Linked DNA regions of Homo sapiens: region 2 is linked to region 1. A link is a loop called in an ENCODE intact Hi-C map of the cell type or tissue named here. Cell type or tissue: testis. All regions are shown on one strand. Each heading gives the region's core, and the rest is flanking DNA. Links, peaks and the distances in the headings are about the cores only.

Region 1 (9,656 bases), core at 1,034-9,033:
AATAGCCAAGGCAATACTAAGCAAAAAGAACAAACCTGGAGCCATCACGTTAACCTGACTTCAGGGTGACAGTAACCAAAACAGTGTGGTACTAGTACAGAAACAGATACATAGACCAATGAAACAGAATAGAGAGCTCAGAAATAAGGCTGCATACTTATAATCATTTGATCTTTGACAAAGCTGATAAAAACAAGCAATGGGAAAAGACTCCCTAGTCAATAAACGGTACTGGGATAACTGGCTAGCCATATGCAGATTGAAGCTGGACCCCTTCCTTACACCATGTACAAAAATCAACTCAAGATGGATTAAAGACTTAAATGTAAAACCCACAACGATAAAAACCTTAGGCAATATCATTCTGGACATAAGAGCAAGCAAAGATTTCATGATGAAGATGCCATCATGATTGCTGTTGAAGATTTCAAAATCGGTCTTGAAAAGCAACATAAACAAGAGCAAAAATTGACAAATAGGACCTAATTAAACTAACGAGCTTCTACACAGCAAAATAAACTATCAACAGAGTACACAGACAACCTACAAAATGAGAGAACATTTTTGCAAATTATGCATCTGATAAAGGTCTAATTTCTGGCATCTACAAGGAACTTAAACAAATGTACAAGAAAAAACACCCCATTAAAAAGTAGGCAGAGGACATGAACACTTTTCGAAAGAAAACCTGCATGTGGCCAACAAGCATATGAACAAAAGCTCAATATCACTGATCATTAGAGAAATGCAAATCAAAACCATAATCAGATACCATCTCACACCAGTCAGAATGGCTACTAAAAATTTTAAAAATAACAGATGCTGGTGAGGTTGCAGAGAAAAGGGTACACTTACACACTGTTGGTGGGAGTGTAAATTAGTTCAACCATTGTGGAAAGCAGTGTAACGATTCCTTAAAGAGCTAAAAACAGAACTCTCATTCAACCCAGTAATCCCATTACTGGGTATGTACCCAGAGGAATATAAATCATTCTACCATAAAGACACATGCACGCACATGAATGTTTATTGCAGCACTATTCACAATAGCAAAGACATGGATGTCAACCTAAAAGTCCATCAATGACAGATTAGATAAAGAAAATGTGATACATATACACCATGGAATACTACTCAGCCATAAAAAGAACATGATCATGCCTTCTATTGGAACATGGATGGAGCTGGAGGCCATTATCCTTAACAAACTAACACAGGAACAGAAACTTAAATACTGCATGTCTTGATTTAAAGTGGGAGCTAAATGATGAGAAATCATGGACACAAAGGGGAACAACAGACATTGGCACCTACTTGAGGGTGGAGGGTGGGAGGAGAGAGAGGATCAGAAAAAGTAACAATTTGGTACTGGGCTTAATACCTGGATGATGAGATAATCTGTACAATAAACGCCCCATGACATGAGTTTACCTATATAGCAAACCTACACATGTACCTCTGAACCTAAAATAAAAGTTTTATTAAAAAAATTCACACATTAAAAAAACCTTTAATAGATAATCATCAAATAAAGGTTAACAAATTTGAATGTCTTTGAAAAGAAGAACAAAGAAAAATGGTAAAAACATTGGTCATTAAACTTTCCTTAAATAACTCTTTTTTCTTACTTTTATACACGGAATTGGTTTCTATTAAACAAGATATGCGAATCCCTTTAAATTATATTTTGCATATGCTTATCTTGTCATCTTAAAATGTGTTAATACTGTATAAAATAAGTGCTCATGAAAAAATATCTAGATAATTTTTTATGTACTACCTTCTAGTTTTTTCAATTATCCACAAAACCAAAAGTGAGCTCCTTTAGTTACAGGTTATAATTAATATAAATGATTACAGAGAAAGAGGAACATGTATGCAAGATAATAAATATGGTTTGAAAGTTCATTAAGGGAATTTTTTTCAGTTTATTAAAATGGTAATGTAAAAATAATACATGCATATTGATAATATATAAGCGATTAAGTTAATTACATTTAAAAGATAAGATTAAAAGCTTCAACTTTATCTTCTCTTTGCATGGATGTATGTATGTCTTAGCAATACATAAAAATATATAAATACCTATAAATATATATATTACATACACAAAATATATGAACATTAATTCAAAGGCTTATACATAATTTTAAATGACAAATTTAACAGCATATTGTCAATGAAAAATATTCATGAGAAGAAAATTTATTTATCTGACAAAGGCATATCAGGTACTGTGAACAACTAACACAAAAGTAAAAGTCTAAGGTGTGGGTTCTTTCAGCCATCTTTCTCAATTAAAAAGGCAACCATTATCATTGATGATGAAACATTGTTAGGAATCTTCCAAAAGCATATGACATTTGGGAAAAGAAAGCTTCCACTCAAAAATTTTGGATAACGATTACTGTAAATAGCTTCTATGCCAGACCCACCAACAAGACCCATGGCTGGTCACACTCTAATCTGCATGTCTTATTTTTAATTTTCTCAGCAATTTTCTTTCCTTTTAGCTGTTTTAAGGTTCTGGATTTTTACCTGCCACTTTCTAGCTCTGAACTTTAATTTGATATTTAACTTTGACTTTGGTGATTTCCCTATACTGCTGTAAGTCTAATAAATGGAGCTTCGCTTACTGGATGAGTTTATGTAGTGGTTATGTGGGGAGTTGGAAGTTGACAGGGCCAAGTCAGAAAACTACGATCCCTTGTTAACTTTCCTGCCCCTACAGGGAAATATTTAGAGGTTGAAGAAACACTTATCATTATTATTTTTATTATTATTTTTTTTGAGAAGCACCTTCATCCAATCAGCCAGGAAATCTGTGTGAGGACCCATTGGGTTCCCATGCAAACTGAACCACTGTCAGTCATCCTTGACATGCCAGTGTTCCACAGGAGATCTAAAATTAGGTTCCCAAAAGTGTAAAAGAAAATTGAAGGGAAGATTGATTTGAAATAATATTATCATATAACATCTCATATATTACATCCCATTTATGTATACTTAAATGTGTATATAATGTTTTAAAACTTAATTTTTTATTTTTATCAGGTGCCAAAACTGAGAGTGATAATGAATATGATAAACTTTCTCTATTAAATCTAAAATATATGCAGCTAACACATATAGATCAACCCAACTCCTCACAAAGAATCTGACTTTACTAAAATATGTCTCAATATTTTTAGTTCCTGTAAGAAAGGGCATGCTTGGCTTATCTACTTAGATATTAAAGCACTGTTAGTGGAATTTCAATGTCAAAAAACCTCACTGGTTTATCAATTTTTACTGAGAATTTTTAGGACTATTATTATGAATCAGCTGGATATTTCATGCTCATGCTATTGTACTGTATACATTCCCTCACATATGTTGGGTTCCATCATGACTAGTTCTAATAATGTTGATTATTACTCAACTAATCCAAAATTTAATTCCTCCAAGATATAAAATGGGCCTAGTTTATTCATGTTAAATAAGTCTCAAATGAATATCCTAAACTAGCATATAATTTGGAGATTAAGAAAATAACACATGGTTTAAGTCTGGGGTGAACTGTTAAATGTTCATAACCACTCAAAGCAATCCAATTCATAATCCAACACAGCAAATTAAGTCAAACTCAGAGAACGGAGTCAGAAGCATGTATCCTTTCTGATTTTTTCATATGAAGCCCACAGATTTCAAGATTTTATTATTTTAATACAAAATTAAATAAAAACTTAGCTAGGAAAGCAATATTTGAGTTAAAGCAATATTTGCGTTAAAGAGCCCTAATCACAAAAGAATATTTTAACAAATAAAATTCTAAGTGTTTACTGACTTGAAACTCTCTAACACACTGTCCCATGTTGGCTATTTCACCCATGTGAAAACATTTTTCTTTTTTCTTTTTTTGTTTTATTTTTTGAGATGGAGTCTCACTCTGTCACCCTAGCTGGAGTGCAGTGGCGCGATCTTGGCTCACCGCAAGCCCCGCCATTCTCCTGCCTCAGCCTCCTGAGTAGCTGGGACTACATGCGCCCGCCACCATGCCCGGCTAATTTTTTTGTATTTTTAGTAGAGACAGGGTGTCACCGTGTTAGCCAGGATGGTCTCGATCTCCTGACCTCATGATCCGCCCGCTTCAGCCTCCCAAAGTGCTGGGATTACAGGTGTGAGCCACCACACCCAGCCCACGTGAAAAAATTTTAATCCAACATCTTGACTCAATGCAATTTGGGTTTATCTCACTGGCTTTTAATAAGTTATTTTCCTCCAATATGCCAATATAAGTCATCTCACTTCACATTCAGGTTCATCAATTTTTTAGCAAAGTTCACATTCAAGCTATAAAAGCTGTAAATTAAAAACAAAGCTTTCAGGTAAGGTCAGTCTGGGACAATCAAATCCAAGGGTTCATTGATGTAGGACAAAAAGTAATGATGGAAAAGCAAATGCACAATGTATTTTAAACACTAGAGGGAGTGAAAAAGAAATGTGAGGGATGGAGTGTTTTGGGTTTGTAAAATCTACAAGCAGAACTTTCTTAGAACACCAGTGAAAATTCAACAATTAAATCTGCCAATAAATGACCAAGCTTGTCATGCAACATGCGTGATAGTGTTTCTCAGATTGCTTAGCATTGGATATTCAAGCTATATAGGAACCTTGTACACTGTATTGCCTTGCTGTGTGACTTTGTACAAATCACTCAACCTCTCTGGGTCTCATCTCTCTTATGTATTAATTGAAAAGAATGCAGAAAATATAAGTAGTTGTAAAATTACTTGTAGATTTTAAAATATATTACTAATGATAGAGGCAGGAGGCAGATAAATTCTAGGTAGACAGGGGCTGGTCCCTGGCAAAACCCCACCTTTGACCTAAAAAGACTGAAACCCATGGCCCTAAGTGACAACTTCTATCCCTGTTTGCCTGCACTCTCCCAATTGATTCTTTCTGAATAATGTCTTTTTATCAATCAAGTGTTGCCTTTTCCAAAACTACCTACAGCCTGCCCCACCCCCGCCCCCATCCTGTGCCTATAAAGACCCCAGGCTCAGCTGGTAGAGAGAGAGAAGCAGCCTGACTGGAGAGAGGTAACTTGACTTCAGGGAGATGGCTGGATTTCAGAGGAGAGATGGATTAACTTTGGAGAAACAATGAATTCAAGGAAGAGCTGGCCAGAGACGGCCAGACTTTGGGGAAAGATTACTTGCTCATCCCGTCCCCTCACCATTCCCCTCCCCAATGAGAACCATTTCCATCTGTTAATAAAATTCTCTCCCTTCACCATCTTTCAAGTGTCCAGGCGACCTCATTCTTCTTGGATGATGGACAAGAGCTCAGGACTTACCGAGTAAGGGTACCCAAAAAAAGGCTGTCATACTGGCCCTTTGCCCTTGCTGGTGGAAGGCATCTACCCCATGCAATGAGGCAAAAGGCCCACTGAACTGATAACATACCACTGTCCATGGACGGTGGAACTAAGAGAGCATTGTAACATGCCCTCTGGAGCTTCAGGCGTCACAGTCATCCCCATCGGGTTGCTGCCGCTGGGCCCGCACAGAGCCTGCTCCTGACAGCACCCGAAGCAGCCAGCTGGATCCCATACTTGCTTGCTCACGTTCTCCCTCCCTCAAGGGGTTGAGAGCAGCAGGCCAAGTACACAGGATAGCCCTGTTGCAAGTCCGATGAAGGGGTCAAGAAAAATACTGCATCACTAATATTAATTAAAGTGGGAGAAGCTTTTAGAGCAAAGATGTGCTATAAAAGAAATTGCATAATTAACAGAATAGTTGTGAGAGTAAGCAAGAACTGGAATTAAATCCTAAAACTATCGAGATTCAAGTTTTACTTACTAGGTCTCTAACCTTGCACTACTTAAAACTTTTCTTGACCTCTTTCCTTAGCCTTAAGAATGAGCTGATCTCTGTCTCAAGAATTTTGTGAGAACTAAATATGGCAATGGCTTAAATTCTAAGACAAGGCTAGCAAACAGTGGTAATTTAATACTTGGCAAATATTATGTTTGTTTTTATTTAGGTATGTTAGCCAGGAGATAGTCCCAAAAATTCTAAAGGTCACTCTCAAGGTTTTATATTTCTACCCTTCAATGATATTAATATAGTCACATTAATCTAAAGTGGATTCCTTCTGGCCTGTCCTTGATCTTATCAGAAATTGTCAAAAAAATTTTTTGTACCACTCTGGAATGACTGTCACCTGACTTAGAGAAATTGAAAAATGTCAGAGATTGTAAAATACTGTAGGTTATTAATTGCATTACAGAGATGCTCCAATTTTAAAAACGTCTATCTTAGGATAAATGAAATAAGTATTCTTAACCATTCTTGATCCTTTGTGTCTGGGAATTTGGTCCCAATTCCTCTTTCCAGGCCTTTCTTCCACTAGCTCATTAACTTTCCTGCCTCCACATAATTTCCCACTCTTCAAATGCTCTCCTTAAAAGTCCTTCTCCTGAAGTCTTCCTCCATCTTTCTCCCTTCAGAACATCGGTAATCCTTTATTGGTTCCTATGATGCCGTAGTTAACATTTCCCGCCTTGCATAATGTTTATGTTTCCTTTTATTTCATCTCCCATATTAGAATGCACACTTTGAAAGCACAGAAAGTACTTAGTCATTTTTGTATCCCTCACAGAGCTTTGTATAGGACAGAAACTTAATATATATCATTTGATCAAATCAATGAAACTGTAGCAGAATTATTTACACTTCAGTGAATAAGTTATTTCCAAGAATTTCAAAGATAGCCCATTACATATAGCAAAACATATAACCTAATTAACTCTCATTTTAGGTAACATGAGCACAGAGTTGTTCATTCAATGAAGTAAAATGAAAACTAGAAATATTCTCCATACCACTGCTCAGTTCAAGTACTTCAGTGCACCCTTTTGTTATCTTTTATTGAATGCATTATCCTTAAACATGAAAAACAAGAGGGTATTTAATGATTGTCATCTTTGCATGAGGGTTCTGAAATATATTGACCAATGATTTTATGGAGACACCTGTGTAATACCATGATACCATGCAGAACGTTGTTCAAGAAATGTGAAGGGTCTGAGATTCTACTTTATTTGCAAGTCAACCTATTGGTCTGCCACAGTTTCATTAATTCTGGCAAGAGACATAAGACTCATGAATGAAAAACAAAAGAAAGTTTATTATTCATAGCAACAGTAGTAGCCAGAGAAATGTTTGTTTTTTTTGTTTTTGTTTTTTTTTTTTTTTGAGATAGGGTCTCGCTCTGTTGCCCAGCCTGGAGTGCAGGGGCACCATCTCAGCTTATTGCAAGCTCCGCCTCCTGGGTTCACACCATCCTCCTGCCTCAGCCTCCTGAGTAGCTGGGACTACAGGCGCCCGCCACCATGCCCGGCTGATTTTTTTTTTTTTTTGTATTTTTAATAGAGACGGGGTTTCACCATATTAGCCAGGATGGTCTTGATCTCCTGACCTCGTGATCTGCCTCGTGGCCTCCCAAAGTGCTGGGATTACAGACATGAGCCACCGCACCCGGCCCTAGAAATGTCATTTTTTTACTCATTCTCCAAGACTTAGTTCCCATGGGGTGATACAAACAGCATCAAGTGACACCTGAATGCACCATGAGAAAAATCCTGAACTTGGAGAACTGAATGTCTTATACTGGACAGTAAGCATACCTGCTCATTGTTCTGGGGGAGAAATACTTCCTCATGCAAGGCTGTAAACAAATCTGCCCTTTATTCCAACAGGAGATACTGTCTCTAATTTCCAAAGCTGTTTGCTGTACAAATATCCTTGAAAATATATTCTAGAAGAAAGCCACTTTTCTCACGAGATGGGCAGAAACATGAGAACCTACTGATAATTCTCTTCAATAAATGCCATTCATTGACTCCCATCACTGCAGAGTGAAAAGCTCCAAAGTTTACTGGTTTGTTATATATTGAGTACAATCAGTTCTACGATAATGCATATGTATTCCTTAAAAGTGCCATCCTATGTGAAATCGTGCAATAAAAGCCAGAGGTTCTGGGAAAAATCGTGTTAAGATACAATACTCAAAGAGTTTGTCAACAACAAATTAAACATAATATAGGAACCTAATAAAAACAGTAGCATGACTTTACATGTATTAAACAGTTAACTAATACATACATACCTCAATAAATACAGCACTTGATTTTGAAGAAAAACTTGACATTTGCTTGTGAAAATGAATGTCAGGAGTTTTAGTTTTGAGTTATCGTGAAGTAGTAAAGGAGGGTTGTCTAGAATCAGATGAAAGCTATAACAACAGATGTGGATGGATGCAACTCATAATCCACGTGGTAAACTGATACAGATGGTAGATGCTTGAGATGTGTGTGTACATTTTGCATTTTTCTTGTGACTCAACCGAGCTGGGTCCAGTTGTTTGCACTTACCTAGTATTTCTCGTGGATGAAGTCATAGATGAGGAACCACACATGGATGAAATCATACATAACACAACATTGTGTTATGCTGCACTTAATTACTAATATATCAATCTTATTGACAAGCACTATAGCAGAACTACCTTTATATGATGATCTAGTCACAAGTAACACAATGTTCTCATTCATTCATTAAAGCTTACTTCCTGCAGACCACTATTAGCAAACATTCCCTTTAGCTTAATTTGAATTAAGCTGTGCACTTGAAAGTACATTCTTTTCATTGGTTTGTGTTACCAAAATAAAACGTAACTGTAAAAATCTAGAACAAGTTAGTAATTCCTTCATTTTATTATGCTGCAATCCAGTCTCTCCTCAGAGTTAACTGTGTGGCAGTTTGGTGTTACCTTCCCAGATATTTGTTTTACTTTTACACACAGGTTTAGAGGTCTTTTTTGTTTGTTTGTTTGTTTTTTCCTTTTCTTTTACATCTATGAGATTTTTTTTTTTCTTGAGATGGAGTTTCGCTCTTGTTGCCCAGGCTGGAGTGTAATGGCACCATCTCGGCTCACCGCAACCTCCGCTTCCCAGGTTTAAGTGATTCTCCTGTCTCAGCCTCCCAAGTAGCTGGGATTACAGGCATGTGCCACCACACCCAGCTAATTTTGTATTTTTAGTAGAGACAGGGTTTCTCCAAGTTGGTCAGGCCGGTCTCAAACTCCCAACCTCAGGTGATCTGCCCACCTCAGCCTCCCAAAGTGCTGGAATTATATCACCGCACCCAGCCTGAGATCATTCAATGCATATTTTTCATTCTGAATTCAATGTATTATATAGAACATTTCTACGTTAGGACATCATTCTCATTAACTGCTATATAGTATTCCATGTTGTAAATGTAACATCACTTTCATTGGTTAATTTTTCTTTATAAATAATCTTGAAAGAGGAAAAAAGATACTGAAAAGTTATTGATGCTCATATCTGAGTTTTTCATAGAATAAATTTTTGGAAAAGGCATTAACAGATGAAAAAGTATACAATTTTACATTTTGATAGATGTTGTCAAGTTGATTAAAAATAAAGCACTAACAAAATTATACCATTACTCTGTTCTCCATATTTTTGCCAACACTGGATATTATCCATCTTTTATAATTTTTGTCAATATGATGAGGATTTTATTTTCAATCTCCATTTAATACAGTTTATCGGTAAGAATGACTTTTTTTATATGTTTGTT
Region 2 (9,656 bases), core at 1,190-9,189, 47 kb before region 1:
TACCACACCCGGCTAATTTTTTTATATTTTTAGTAGAGAAGGGGTTTCACCCTGTTAGCCAGGACGGTCTCGATCTCCTCACCTTGTGATCTGCCTACCTCGGCCTCCCAAAGTGCTGGGATTACAGGCATGAGCCACCGCGCCCGGCCATCTTTTGCATTTTATGTAAGTCACAGTATGGTGACTATTTTGTAAGGTTTTATCTATATATTCTATTTTTCTTCCTTCTTTTCTTGTTCCCGGCCGTTTGGATTGTATACTTTTTAATATTCCAGTTCATCTCCACTATTGGATTGTGAGTTTATTTCTTTGGGTTTGTTGTTGTTATTGTTCTCATGATTCTTCTAAGATTTAAAGTATGCATCTTTTACTTCTCATCATTTACCTTCAAATAATATGTATCACTTCACTTACAATATAAGTATCCTCTTTATTTCTTTCCTCCCATTCTTTGTACTATTTTTAATACCATTCACTTGTACATATTTTACAAATCCCAAAATACCTTGCTTTTATTTCTTACTTTAAATAATTGATTATCCCTTAACATTTTTAACATGAGGGGGGAACTGTCTTTCATATTTTCCATTTATGACATTTTAAAATTAAATTTTCTGGCCCCAAGTTTCCACCTGGCATTATTTTTATTCTTCCTGAAAAGCTAATATTAACATTTTTTTGTAGCACAGGTTTATGGGAAATGAATTCTCTCAGTTCTTGTGTTCTATAACAATCTTTAAGTATCCTTAAATTTTGAAAAATATTTTCAAAATTCTGCATATAGATTTGTAGAGTTTTAACTGTCCTTCTATTGTCTCTTGCTTACATTGTTTCTGATAAGAATGGTTGGCTATTCTTATCTTTATTCCCCCTAAAGGTAGTATGTCCCCTTCTCTTACTGTTTTCAAGATCTTCTCTTTATCACTATTTCTTTTGTTGTTATCACGTTGATTATTATGCTGTGCATTATTCTGGACTTCCTATGTGCACAATCATGTAAAAATTACATTTTATGTCTCCCTTTACAGTCCTTATTTATATTTTTTCTTGCCTTATTACACTGCATAGGATCTCGTTAGGATGTTGGATAACATGGAAATAGTTGACATCTTTGTCTGGTTTCTAATTTCTTGGGGAAAAATTGGACTGGGAGCCCACCCATCTAAACTGCATAATCAAAGAGAGTTAGTCATGTGGTAAAGACATGGTCAACTATTTATAAGAAGTGACCATAGACATCCTTCATCATTAAAAAAGTTCTGTTATAATATTCTTATAATAGACAGCAAGTAATGCAGACACCTCAATTTATCCATCAACTACAATCATTTGTATTACAATAGAAAATTCACAGAGTAATTGTCTAGTCCAATATCCTCATAAAATGCTAGCATTTCTTGGCCAGGCTTGGTGGCTCACGCCTGTAATCCCAGCACTTTGGGAGGCCGAGGCAGGTGGATCATGAGGTCAGGAGATCGAGACCATCCTGGCTAACACGGTGAAACCCCATCTCTACTAAAAATTAAAAAAAATAGCCGGGCGTGGTGGCGGGCACCTGTAGTCCCAGCTACTTGTGAGGCTGAGGCAGGAGAATGGAGTTAACCCTGGAGGTGGAGCTTGCAGTGAGCCGAGACAGCGCCACTGCACTCCAGCCTGGGTGACAGAGTGAGACTCCATCTCAAAAAAAAAAAAAAAAAAAAAAAATACTAGCATTTCTTCTCTAACACGACTCATCAGTTGACATGAAGTCTTTATTTGAGTACTTCCAGGGATAAGAAGATGCATTTTATTTTATTTTTCAATCTTTTTTGTTTAGGAATATCTTCATTAAATAACTCAAAATCTGTATGTGTCCTCTCTTATTCAAACGTAGTGTTTCCTAGACAGTTCTTCAACCACATATATTACTTACAATTAGGAGTGGGCACATGAAAGAATCAGAGTAGAGGTGGGGGATAGGAGCAGTGATGTAAACAAAATAGAATTTTAGGACTCTCTCAAATAAATATCTTGACAGGTGATCCAAAGCTGGTGTAATATTCCTCAGTGTAAGGAACTCACACTCCTTATTTCTTACCATCCAAATCAAGCATGGTCCAAATGACAGTATCTACAATCTAGGTAGCTGGGCTAGGGAAAGACATAAGAAAGAAGAGGCTAACACTCTAAACATGCTGTCTTACAAGGAAGCTCCCCAGAGGTTGCCTTGTGACATTTCTGTTTAGATTCAACTGGCTAAAATGTATTCATCTGACCCATACCTCACTGCAAAGGAGCTTGGGAGATGTAGCAAGCATGTATCTTATAATACTTCCCATTGTTCTGTATTCCAATGATTCATTATTATACGGACTTATCTATTCTTTTCCTCCTACTTCTGTTTTTCCTCTTTCTGCCACAGCTTCCTAACCTCTCTCTGGTAAAAGAGACTATTCTGACTACTGAATACTTCTGTTGTCTTTTGCCCCGTGCCCTCTGCTGCCTACTCTTTCTGTAGCTCTCTGTCAACCTTTCTACCTACATCTTTGTAGACCTTAGATAGAAATCCTCTAAGAAAGTAGACTTTAATACCGTTACATAATTGGCCGGGCACAGTGGCTCACACCTGTAATCCCAGCACTTTGGGAGGCCAAGGCAGGTGGATGACTGGAGGTCAGGAGTTCAAGACCAGCCTGGCCAACAGGTGAAATCCCATCTCTACTAAAAATACAATAATTAGCCAGGTGTGGTGGTGCATGTCAGTAGTCCCAGCTACTCGGGAGGCTGAGGCAGGAGGATCACTTGAACCCAGAAGGTGGAGGCTGCAGTGAGCCAAGATTGCACCACTGCACTCCAGCCTGGGCAACAGAGAGAGACCGCATCTATTTAAAAAAAAAAAAAAAAATGCCCCTACTGGGCAGAGCTCTGGGATTAGTTCATAGCCCCGTATCCTGGCCAGCCTGGAGAGGGCTGCTTGCAGTTTGACATTCAAATTTTTTCAGGGCATAAAAATTGCCCTTATATTCCACATGTATGACAAAGGACATATTAAGAAGGACGTGTAGTATGGGTTTTGTTTAGTTTTCTAGACCACAGGCAATCTTCCTAATAGTTTTAGCATAGAAAATTGAAAAGAAAAAGACACTAATTTCAGCCTGTTAGAAATCACTAGCCAGATGTTGTAAAAAGAACCCCTAATGAAAGGACTCCCTGGAGAGTTTAAAAGTTTCTTTATATTCAACCTAATGCTCTTAAAAAGAATATCACGTTTCATTGACATACAAGGCATTCGAGTGAAATTAAAAGGTTTGAAAAACACCCTTCTCTGAATTGAAGTCTAAGGGACTGGTTTTGAAGTTTACCTATTTTCCTAAGAGGGTTTTTACTTCCCTCTGCCATAAACTGAATAATTTTTCCCAATTTGACTTGATGCCATTCAACATTTTTAATTACACCTATAGTTGGATGTTCGGTTCAGGTGAAGCTGAGTCAACAGTCACACTTTAAGTCTGTTAGGGCATCATGAAGCAAGCAGTTAAACTAGAAGTGAATCTAAAAGGCAAAATAAATATTCTTTGTGTTCAGAAATCAGGGGGAGGAGTAAAACAAAGTAATTAAAGAATGTAATTGGTAGATTTCATAAAAATCAGTAGTCAGTTATTTTCTATGTACTGGATTCAAGAAATAATTTATGGATATAATCTGGAGAAAAACAAATTTATAAAAAAAGCAATATTTTCAACTTGTTTTAAATAGACCTAACACAGTTACAACCTTATCTCTACAAGTAACTCAACATTTTCTTTTTTACATTTTTTCTAAAACCAACTAATTTGCAGTTATAGTTTTCATCCTGAACTGTTGCCTGCAAAAATGCACTTCCTGGTTATTCACAGCAAAATAATTCCTTTCCCCACCCCCTTCTGATTCTGATGTGATGAGGTAACTTTGAACAGTTGTGTGCATAACTCATTTTCCTCACTGCTGGAAAAACATTGAGTTACTTGGGGAAAGGGGGAAATGTTTTTTTTTTTTTTTTTTTTTAAACTCAACACTCAGACTTGCTGCAAGTTCATTTGTTAATGGAAATAGAAGGGAAATTTTCATTTTTTTTCTCCTTTACTTCAGCTCATTTAACAGAAAAGGGGGCTATTCATCTATAGCCATAGTAAACATCGCTTTAGAAGACTGCTTTATCTATACGGAAATTTAGGAGAAATAAATGATGGAGAAGCTATAAAGATTCAGAATATGATAAAGGCAGTGATGCTACTGAAAGTAGAGAACTTAAAGCCAAAATCAAAGAAACAGTAATTTGGTGAGAACATGTAACAATGCATGAAGTACTGCTTGAGTGACTTTTACATAAGGGCAGGCAGGTTCTGCCTACATGTTGAAAAAAAGCTTTACTGGTTTCCATATTGTTTCTCCTGGACCCTAAAGTGAGCCACGGATAAAATGACAGTAATTAGGATATTCAGTAGGCATTACCTGAGCTGACAACTCCCACAGGGAAGGTGGCAAATGCCAGGGCAAAAGCTAGGAAGTGACAGTGGCCTTTGCACAGTAAATTGAAACCTTTGTGCCAGGCCTCTGCTGATCTCGCGGGGGGAAAAATCACTACAAAAACTCAGAAAACTCCTTTACCCATTGAAGCCCATATTTGTCTCGGCAAACACTCATCTTCCTGTCTGTGAACCATTATCCCTCTCTGTCTATCTTTCCTCACACTTTGTCCCCTTCACATGCTTGCTAATTTTACTTTGGCCTTTCTCTCTACTTCCCTGAGTGAATTTCTTCTCACCGTTTTATGTATCTCATCATCTTAGGCTTTTCATCGTCCCTCTGTCCTTTGTGCTCTATAAATGTTTCAATGCTTACAAGTCATATGAGGAAAAGGAGAGTCCTCGGACCTATCAAGTAATCTAATTCGGTATCTCTCATCTCCTCTGCCCAAATGACTTGAGCTCTGTTCCCCTAACATCAGCAGAATGTCTTCAAAGAATTAACTTGCCTCCCAAATCAGCAAGGGTGAGCCCAAACAGCTGTGTCTGAGGATTCCACTTATGCAAGAATTCTGAAAAAATAAAGGCTGAAAGGGATTTTGTTTTAAATGTACGTCAAAAAAGACCAAGAGAAAATTAACTGTTGTTTCATCTTCTACTTTTTTAAAGCAGCAAAAAAGATATACATCCAAGGTCATTTCGTCTAAGGGTACAACTATTCCTCATCTGAACCTAGTAATTAACAACAATAACAGCACATAAACATACACAAGAAGCAGAATCTTTGTAGGATGGTAAAATCCTATGTCGTGGAAGCAAAGCTATATTTGTTCTCAATACATTATAATTCTTTGCAATTCCAAGTGTTCACATCTTGTTACATGCCCATAAACTTCCTACAAAATATTTCAACTTTAATACTGTGTCATTGTATTAGCTTATTGTAACATTGTTACAACACACACGAAGTAGTCCTCCCTTATCTTGGGAGAATATGTTCCCAGAGCTCCAGTGGATGCTGGAGACTACAGAGAATAGGCTGTCAATTAGAACATGTTTTCTGTTCTAATTGACATGTCTTCCATGCATGTCTTCCAAGCACAAATTTAATTTTAATTCTTTTAATCCTTAACTAAGCATTTAGCACACTCCTTTTCCGGACCCTTCCAGTTTGAGGTGGGACAGCAAAACTAGTACAAATATTTTTCTTTTATTCTTCTTCATAATTTCACAGATAGAAGATTTGTTCTCACTATAGATCTTAGCAACCTTGGCATGCCAATTTTTTTTTGTAACTAAGTCAAAAAACTTTTGTCTTTTCACTTAAAAGAAGCACTTCTCTTTGGCTTCTCTTTGGCATGTCTCAATGGCCAGTATCATTACTCTTTCACTTTGGGGCCATTATTAAGTAAAATAAAGGTGACAAACACAGCACTGGGATGTTGCAACAGTCTGATAACCCAAATGACTACTAAGTGATGGTGTCTATAGCTTCCTAGGTTTATCCTGTCCTATGAAGACTCTGCTGGTTGTGTGTGTGTGTGTGTGTGTTGTTGTTGTTGTTGTTGTTGTTGATTACTGGTTTAGACAAAGGGAAGATATAATTCCCAAGAGGAACCAAGGAAAACAGCAAGAGATTTCATCCCGTGTCTCAGAATGACACGCAATTTAAGACTTAGGCAATATTTTTGTAACTTTCCATGTAATATTTTCAGACTGCAGTTGACCGTGAGTAACTGAAACCATGGAAAGCAAAACTGCAGATAAGAGGGCACTACTCTATAAATGTATGTAAATTATTGCTCACTTCCTCTTTAAGAGGAATTTCCACAGCCTTGTACCCCTAATAGAACCTTCTATCTCTATATAGTTTACTCTGCCCAGGAACAACACAGTAATTATAGCTCGAGATGCTGAAAGAAAAATATGTTGGCCAAAATATCACCAAGCCTCTTTTTTATTTTTTCTTAACAAAACATTGTCACCACTTCTGCCAGGGAATTTGTTAAGAAAAAATGATGAAACGGGGTGGAAAGTGAGCATTCAGTGCTTCAGACCAGGGCACAGCCTCAGGGTAGACAACTTTCATTCACACTTGCAGCGTAAACATTCTCTAGTAGCCTGGTGATCAGCCTCGTGATCAGGCTTATGCATGTTCAGGGTGGGAACTAAATGTAAACAAAGATTACCAGAATCTGAGAAAATCAAAATCAGAGTCTTGACAATATCAGAATAATCCCTTCTATTAAAACCACGGTTCCCAGTTATGTTTCCAAAATCACTAGCGTGCCACAAGATGTAATTAAATGTTTTCTGGGTGGTGGGGTTGGGGGATGGTGAGGATTCATGGTCAAAAGCCTTTGGAAACAGTGGGTTAAACAGATCTCTTTACTATAGAACTTTTGTGTGTCATTAATACATAAACTCATTTTGAATCACCAAAAGGGTGATAAAATGCAATTTTTTCCAAACTAATTGGGTTATAAAACTCTTTGATGACAGAAAACATATTAACATTGTCCAAAACACAAGTGTCTCAAAAGACAGTTTGGAAAATGCTACATCTGAAGTTTAGTAGTCATTGATATTAATGGCTTTATTGAATGCTATAGCTATTCATCAAAATGATGAATTAATAGAAGGGTAGCTACATATATAAAATCAAATTTAGCTGTCACTTTCCTAAAAGTGTAATCGAAAAGCAAACAACAAATGTACTATTGTGCACCTGCACTCTGCAAAATAATATGAGCATCACTCAAAGTTCCTATCAACTTTAGAAACATATATTGTAATTTAGGAGAAAATTTTGTCTTCATCGCTTTCCATGTGCTTGTTTTCATAGAAGAAATCTCATATAAATAATTAATTAACTAATTGTAAAGCATTCGCATCTTAATCCTTCCATCTCTCTCTTGTAATACTTACAAAATATTTTAGAGATTTGTCTCAGTTCCGTTTTGTTAAAAGATGAATGAATGAGTAGAGAAGCCCAAAATGGAAAGATTGTTTTGTGTCCAAATGTTTATTAAAAGGTCACTCAATAAAAATTGCCTATACCATTTTTAAACTGGAGATGGAAAAATCATCTATGAGTGACAAGAAGCTTCTTTCCAATTTTAGATCGCTAGGATCTTTCCTTTCTGCATTTTTCCTACTTTATTGGCTTCCAATCTGAAAACTCAGGGTCTCTTTCAGATGTAGAGCTCCTTTACAAGCGATGAAATTGCTGAAGCAGCTTATTCTTACACAATAAAGCCTACATATAACATGTGTCATTCTATAACCCTCATGCTAATCCAAAATAAATAGAAATCATACATGAACTGAAATCTGACCTGCTCCTTGAAGCATAGCTCAATGGGAAAGCTGGGTTTTAAGACATTTACATTTAAAAGAAAGAAAATAATTCCTTTACCTTGAAGCTCACAGATAATTTTAGAAGTTTGGGAGACAGCTAAATTTTATCCCAAGTAAATTTTTTAATATCTTAATAGATGTATTAAAAATACTTTAAATTCAATAATCATGTGCTAATATCTGCAACTTTCTTTAAGGCTAAATAAATGGGGAAGCCATCTTGTTTTCCACATCACTGGCTCTAGCATGCTATAGAAGATCACCATGACAACAGGAGCTGGTTTGCCTGGTGTGAAGACAACAGTGTAGGCCTCATTTCCTAGATGCATGTTTCTACTAAAGTTGATTCACCAATTAAAAGACTCTTTTCTGTCCTTGGGGGCTTCAGAGATGCAAATAGTGTTGGAAAAGCTGGCTGGTCAGCTGCTACACCTAGTAACTCCTCTTGATTATCTAAAAATAAAATGACTCTTGTTTAATTTTTTTAAAAACTAGGTATTTCTGATTCCCACTGAGCTGGGAGTTAATACTCAAATTGAGAAGACTTGCTTGAAATTGTGAACTACTGTCCTTGTTATAACTTGTGATTACTCTTTAAATTCTTTAAAAAAGATTATTCTGAATGTGTTTTTAAGCATCCTATTATCACGTTATGAGATACACAGTAATGCCTTGTTAACTCTTCATGTCATTCATTATGTGAATAAGAAACAGAATGTCATGATGAAAGTTTAAGTAGATTTTTAAAAAGCATATAAAAAATGTGTGAGGATGACACAAAAGAAAAATTTAAATGTTAATCTGAATATATTCCTATAGAATATCTTTATGATTTAAAGCAAGAAAATATAAAGCAAGTATTTATTAAAGATCTAGATTCACAAAGAAGAATTTTCTTGACATTCGGGAGCTCAAACTACAAATGTCATTAATGAGTTTTTATTTAAAATAAAGAATTGTGTGTCTAGTTTAGGGACAAATGAAGAAACTACAAACTTTAACACAAGTATTTTAGAATAAATATACCAATTTTAAAACTATAGATTAGTATTATGTGTTGTATACAATGGTAAATAATGTTTGACACCTACCTCTGTAATGTACACTACTCTATGAATTTCTCTTTTTTGTATCAACTTAATAAATCCATACTTCAGTTTTGACATTTTACTGTCCTTAATTAAAAATGCAATGCTAAAAATATCCAAATTATGTTACTCAATATATTTATGATTTTTTATTAAGAGAAGATAGAAGAAACACAACAAAATTAATTTTCAAGTAAAATTACACATGTCTATTAATAGGCATATGATAAAGACAAATGTTATTAAACAGTGCTATTTAGGAATTATGTGCACAAATTAACAATACACGCTAGCCAATTTTCTGTAATGTGTTTGTATATTTAACTGTTTCTTTGTATAGCTAATTAAATGTTTGTTGCAAAGTCTCATGGGACGCTCATTTGCATATACCTTTTTATAATGGCTAAACACATTCTCACTAAGTATTGCCTGATGAATAGATATTTCACAAATGCCTGCCATGGACACAACAACAAACTATGGACACATGTCATTATTACTGTAGTTCAGCAGCACAACACTCCATGGCTGTCTCTGAATAATTAGACTAATTTAAAAATCACTCATTAGCTTATGAGTGGTAGCTAGTGTAGCATTGCATTTTAATTTTAAAAGTTTAATTAAAATAAAATTGTGTCCAGTTTTTTGCCTACTTAAATTTATATAGATATTTTAATATGAATTTACATGAAAGTTTGATTTTAGGAGAAAATTTCATATCAAA

What was found. Hi-C counts contacts between places; a loop is a spot of excess contacts. Peaks named below come from ENCODE experiments on the same cell type or tissue, not always from the same donor. Only the 100,000 strongest peaks of a DNase experiment are listed, where the experiment ranks them.
Region 2: it touches region 1 in a loop (2.7-fold over the local background); 2 of 110 quality-filtered maps call a loop at or near these places.

The regions. Positions count from the first base shown.
Region 1 is chr6:139,890,399-139,900,054 of GRCh38, reverse strand. No RefSeq gene overlaps it. Among named protein-coding and RNA genes, the nearest start is that of LINC02941, 81 kb to the left of the region's middle. RefSeq lists an enhancer at 9,423-9,656. In testis, for the core only: a CTCF peak has its summit at 4,463; a DNase peak (open chromatin) is centred at 5,584; H3K27ac peaks cover 715 bases.
Region 2 is chr6:139,937,844-139,947,499 of GRCh38, reverse strand. No RefSeq gene overlaps it. Among named protein-coding and RNA genes, the nearest start is that of LINC02941, 34 kb to the left of the region's middle. In testis, for the core only: no CTCF peak of the experiment used is centred there; a DNase peak (open chromatin) is centred at 5,491; H3K27ac peaks cover 3,492 bases.